2 separate regions of the Mus musculus genome follow, and region 1 is linked to region 2. Evidence: chromatin contacts called from ENCODE POLR2A ChIA-PET data. All regions are on one chromosome and are shown on one strand. The core of a region is the stretch at or near the end of the contact, and the rest is flanking DNA. Distances in the headings are between cores, read along the strand shown.

Region 1 (2,996 bases), core at 106-2,605, 41 kb after region 2:
GCACAAGCACTGCACGTGTGCAAGCGCCAGCTTAGCTCCTCTTTTTGATGGAAGTCTCTGACTGATCAGATCTCAAATGTAGACATGAGCTCATTGTGTGTAGCCCCTAACTATCTGCCTTAGCTTGGATCTGCAATGCTCTCCAAAAACCCATGTTTTAAAGATTTAGCTCCCAGTCTGTCATACTGTTGGGATGATGGGACTGTTTTAAAAGTCAGAGGGCATGGAGGTGGAGAGAGTTAGAACCCTTGATGCTCTTGCAGGGGGGGGCGGGACTTCTATCCCCAGCACCACGTGGTGGTTCACAGCCATCCATAACTCCAGTTCCCGGGTATCCAACGCCCTCTTCTACCTTCTGCAGGCACCAGACGCAAACTCAGTATACATACATACAAACAGGCAGGCAAAACATACATAAATAAAATAAAGACAACTTTAAAAAAATAAGAAGTCTTGGGTCGTTGGGGTGCCTCTGAGTGAAAGAGTGGGACCACAGCCATCCCTTTTACTCGTCATTATTTCTTGACTAAGAGGGAGACGCTTTGATGATTGCCACTATGATATGCCACCAGAGGGCCAAAGCAACAGGACCTTGACCATGAGCCACACCTGGAATGTCGGGGGCCTGTGAAGCAAAAGATGGAGAATTCCGGGCTACTCTGGGCTACATATGAGGTAGCAGTGCTTAGTCTTTAAAAAAAAAAAAAAAAAAAAAACCTATAAAGCTATGAGTCCAATAAACCTTTTCTCTCCATAAGCTTATACACCCATCCAACCTTTTGATTTCCCAGAACTCAATTGTATTTCTTTTCCACCTTAGTCATGCCCAAGTCGCTTTTCTCTGGAACCTTCTGCCGCTCTCTAGTACAGGCCGCTCTTGAGACAGAGGGAAGTTGGCGGACGGGATTGCCATATCCAGTATTCATGGGCTCACCAGTTCACACAGTGAAAAGCAATCGGACCCAAAAGGTGCTTGTTAGAAAGGCTATCATTCAAAACCAACAGACCCCATAAGTCATTGAAATTCAAGAGGCAGCGCAAGGGAAAAACCTAAATCTCACTGGACCTCCTAGCGGTGTTCACGGGTTTGAATGTCCTGCCCACTCCTCCTCCTCCTGACTCAGGGCTCCCGAAAGTACTCGCCCCGCCCCGTCCTTGGGTCTCCTTTCCACCTCTGAGTCCCACCCTACTTCCCTGGGGGAAGCCCTTCATCTACCCTTGGAAGACTCCATGGAGGATGTGGCCCAGATCAACGCACCAACTGGCAGCGGAACTGCCAAATACCAGGATGCAAAGCGAAAGCAAGGGCGTCTACCACCGCCTGCAAGGCTCGGTCCAGGGTTGCCAGGACAACGCGCCACTTCCCGCGAGCTGGCGCGCTACTCTTGACGCACCTATCTTCCTGCACCCGGCGCTCCGGCCTGGGTTGAGGATGGAGGTCTCAGACCTCAGAGCTGCAGAACCTCAGGATTTTGTTTTAGTTTGCGGCTCTTTTCCAACAACTGTCATTGCTACTTCTGTCACCTCGGGTGGCCGTGTGCGGTGCACCCTCTACAGAGCTTGCAGATGTCGGTGTAGAATTGGCATCCTGATTAGACAGGATTCACCCACCACTTACCGCTCCTTTTTCTGGGCCAGGCGCCCTGCTGGATGCTGTCTTGCCTCAGCAGCCAGCTGCGTTTTTCAAAATAGAAAACTGACTTTGAACAAAGGCTCGTTCAAGGTCATCCAGAAAACAGATTCACTCCCAAGTTCCACCCTTACAAAGCTATCTTTCTCTCCATGGTATAGACTGAAATTTATCTTTCTAACCCTTTCCCTAATAAATCTCACATAGAAACGCCCCCCATCCCAAGCTTAGTCTCTAAATTTATATTGAGACCTGGTTTGGGGGCTGGGCAGTGGTGGCACACGCCTTTAATCCCAGCACTTGGGAGGCTGGCTGAGGCAGGCAGATTTCTGAGTTTGAGGCCAGCCTGGTCTACAGAGTGAGTTCCAGGACAGCCAGGGCTACACAGAGAAACCCTGTCTCAAAAAAAAAAAAAAAAACAAAAAAAGAAGGAGGAGGAGGAGGAGGAAAAGAGAGAGAGTAATTAATATAATTATTCATATTTACTTGTGTGCTGTATGCATGTGCGTGCACATGTATCAGGGACTCACTTGCCCATGCATTTGTATATGTCAGGTGTCTTCCTCCGTTGCTCTCTGCCTTACATTTTTGAAATAAGGTTCTTGCTGAACCCGGAGTTCACTGTTACAGCAAGGAGTCCCAGGGAACTACCTATCTCTGTCCCACCAGCTTATAGATGTGCCATATGGCTTTTAGTAGGTCCTGGGGTTTGAACTCAGGTCCTCGGCTTGTGCAGAAAGCACGTTACCCACTGAACCCTCTCCACAGAGTGGTTCTGTTGTTAGTAATTGCATTGATTGCAAAAGAAACAACAGAAGGAGTATAGAAATCTTGAAACTGAGCTAGCCAAATATTGCTTAGACGGAGTAGATCCTCTCCAGGCCACGCCCTAACTGAGGAGTCATCCAATAGGAGACGGCCACTGGGGTTATAAAAAAGAAGCCAGAGCTGGACAGTGGTGGCACACACTTTTAATCCCAGCACTCTGGAGGCAAAGGCAGGTGGGTCTCTGTGAGTTTAAGGCCAGCCTGATCTACAGAGCGAGTTCTAGGACAGCCAGAACTATACACAGAAACTGTCTCAGGAAGAAAGAAAATGAGAAGGTGGTAATGTCAGAATGGCCACTGGTGGGATCAAACAGCTGAATATTGTCAGTTTCACAGGATTAATTTTAATTGTAAAATAGTAGTATTCCTATCAGGGACTGCAACAGGTTAAAGGCACTGACAGATTAGAAGACACCATCTCTCTCTGGGGCAGGAGCAAAGCATTGTTAAAGTGCTGTTAATTGCAGCTGAAGTGCCTTTATATAGTGATAAATCCTGTTGTAAGCATCCCTTTTAATGTGATTTTTTTTCCTTTATAA
Region 2 (2,775 bases), core at 64-2,563:
ACCCAGCTGCGTTCACAATGTTCCAAACTGGCAACTCGTTTCAAGAGCTTAAATACAATTATTTATTTGTCTTATAAAAATGAGTAATCTGAGGCTCTCAGAAGTAACTCAGCCGGAGCCACACAAAAGTGCTTGTGAAAACAAAGCTGTAGTAAATGAAAAATAGGTGCCACCAAACCACTAAACAACTAACTCTCAACGGGACGACCAACGAATGGGCCAGGAGGACTCTAAGAAGTGTTCTCAGCTAAGTTTGGAGCATGTTCAGAAAGATGCCAAAGCAATAAGGAGCTATCTCAAGAACGCACAAGACAGACGGAAAGGTGCTCATACATTCGGCGCACTCGATTAAATGCACGTTAACTTAATTTCTATTTTACTTCCTTCCTTCTGCTGTTCCGCTCACCGTGACATAATCTACAACATTTCTGGACGCAAACACCACCGTAGGTAAGTTTGTCCTAACTGGCTTCTATCCCGGCAAGGGTGGCGTGACTGGAAAGGTAAGAGAAAGGACCCAGGTCCTAAGATAAGCAGAGAGGTGCAGACGTAAACGGGCAGCCTGTCCGGCTGTAAAGAAGTCACGGAAAAAACAAAGTTGCAGCCACAACGGCTTCTAACAGAGCGAAGCGCTGTGCACGAGCTGAGATCGAAAGGAGCTGGAGAAACACCAGGCTCCGGGGGAGGTCCGGTCGGCGGCCACCGGGCTGCAGAAGACACCGAGGGGGCGCGTCCCTAACTGATCAAATAAGTGATCAAGGGCCTAGCAAATGCCAAGCGAGGAGCGCCGGGCGACAAGTCGCGACCTCGCCCCCGGGGTGAGCCAGGTGACCCGAGCCCGCACCCATGCACCGCGAGGGTCCCCGGGGTCCGCGCAGTCGCCGCCCCGCACCGCAGACCCCCGCGGGACAGCCACGGCTCCCGGAGCTTCCCCGCGCGTGCGCACACGCTACCAGAGCCGGCGGAGGGCTGCGGACGGCGGGAAAAGCTGCCTCACCTCCGTGTTCCTCCACACTCCCCCTTTGATCATAATCCGGGGCATCTTAGCGGCAGAGTGTCCCGGCAAGGGAGCCGAGGAGAGCTTCGAGAAAGTAGTAACGGCGCTCCGGGCACGGGACGCAAAAGGCCACTTCCTCCCAAGAGCGACCTTCTGCTTTGAAGAGCTCTGCGCAGGCGCGGCGTGGGCAGCCCCGGGAAATCTCGCGAGATCTTAGCGGCCGAAGGCAAAAGACGCGGGCGGCCAGGCTGCAACCTTAAGACTGATGGAGACTAATCAAACCGCAGGTGCCAAGGCGCCCGACGTGTCGCGCGCAGGTCCGAGACTAGGGTGAAGGAAAACAAAACTCTCGCGAGATGCCAGAGTTGGAACTTGACCGGGAACGCAGTGAAGGGATTGGTCCTGACGTCACGCGGAGGGCAGTGCCGGGGGTGGGGAATAAATGTGAGGGGTGTGGCGTTCCTCAGCACGCTTGGTCCCCAGGGAGCGCTGTTTGTTTGTTTGTTTGCTTGTTTGTTTGTCTGTTTGTTTAACGGAGCGCTGCGCTGGGCATCCCGGCGACCGACGAGGACTTCGCTGAGTCCTCGGGGAGATGCAAACGAGTCCGTTCTCTTTCTAGGAGCTCCAACTCGCAGCGCCAAGCGCCGAGGATGCCGGACGGACTCAAGATCCTAACTCTAACCTGAGGGACTGAGCGACTGCTCGCCCCAAAGTGTTCGCTCTCCTTCCTGGAAGAGCCACAAGGGGTTCGAGGCGACGCCCTAGGGACCCTTGGGAAGCGTCACGTCAGCCGCTTTCCCTCATCCCTCGCTGTTGGGTGTCTGTGGAACAAACTCGGTGAGTTGCGGGAGTCTCGCCCCTGGAATCCGGGGTCGTCCTCTGAAGAGTGGAACAAACAACTTGTTCATCAAATCAGAGGGCGGCTGCGAGTCCACAAAGTCTCGGTGAAGTGGAAATTGTCAGACTCTCTGCCATCTCCTCTCTCTTTTCCCACGCAGATTTCTCCACTATTCCAGAGCAATTAATTACTTGGTGTCACCCCAGGTCCCTAGGGAAAGATTTTATTCCGTGCATAGCGGCTCTGGTTTGTTGTCACTGTTCATGCTTCCGTTTGCCCCTTCTAGAAGACATGACGGATTTTCCGATTCGATTTTTGTTACGATTTTTTTCCTTGAAATAGGAAATTGTATCAAAATATCACTGCTTTCAGTTGAGAGGGAGGTAGTGTAGTGTTATGAAGAACACTTGGGTTTAGTGACCTACAATCTCATTTCACTCCTGTCATCTGACAGGATGACAGGTTAACAAGCCATTTTCTGCCTCTGGTACTCTTTGCAATGCTCTCTTGTAAAGATGTGTAACCATTACCTCCTGCCAACATCACTTAGTTGTATGGTTTTTATCCCACACACCCAGGTCACACACCATTTGGTTGACCAGATCAAAGCAAATCTGAACACTCCTCTCTGGGGATCTTAACGCTAGGATCCAAAAGAGGTCAGTGTTTCTGCTAGCTGATAAGCCTCTAACCTACCAATTGTGTGGCACCTAACAATTGTATTTTGAACTACATGGTCCCTGGATCTAGAACATTCCCAAGTCGTAACTACTTCCATATCCCCCTTTTGGATTTAGTCATTGAAGTTAGCTTTCCATTATTTGTAATCGAGAGGCCTAATAAATCCACAGTTGAACCAGTCCTCTTTCACATAGGCTATTCCAAAGGATCATGACAGTGACTTCTTCCACTCAACATTCTGTCATCTTTATGCTAACTT

The links. ChIA-PET counts read pairs that join two places held with the same protein, here RNA polymerase II (POLR2A).
Region 1: POLR2A ChIA-PET joins it to region 2 with 19 read pairs in embryonic stem cell. The contact joins the promoter of Spats1 here to the promoter of Cdc5l in region 2. POLR2A ChIA-PET finds 5 or more read pairs at or near these places in 5 of 5 experiments (Patski and embryonic stem cell).

The regions. Positions count from the first base shown.
Region 1 is chr17:45,473,583-45,476,578 of GRCm38, forward strand. It overlaps Spats1 (spermatogenesis associated, serine-rich 1), which reads right to left and starts at 1,356. Exons shown (of 8, transcript NM_027649.3): 1 at 1,217-1,356. The coding sequence starts at 1,232.
Region 2 is chr17:45,432,394-45,435,168 of GRCm38, forward strand. It overlaps Cdc5l (cell division cycle 5-like (S. pombe)), which reads right to left and starts at 1,314. Exons shown (of 16, transcript NM_152810.2): 1 at 998-1,314. The coding sequence starts at 1,042. It overlaps B230354K17Rik (RIKEN cDNA B230354K17 gene), which reads left to right and starts at 1,438. Exons shown (of 3, transcript NR_130961.1): 1 at 1,438-1,834.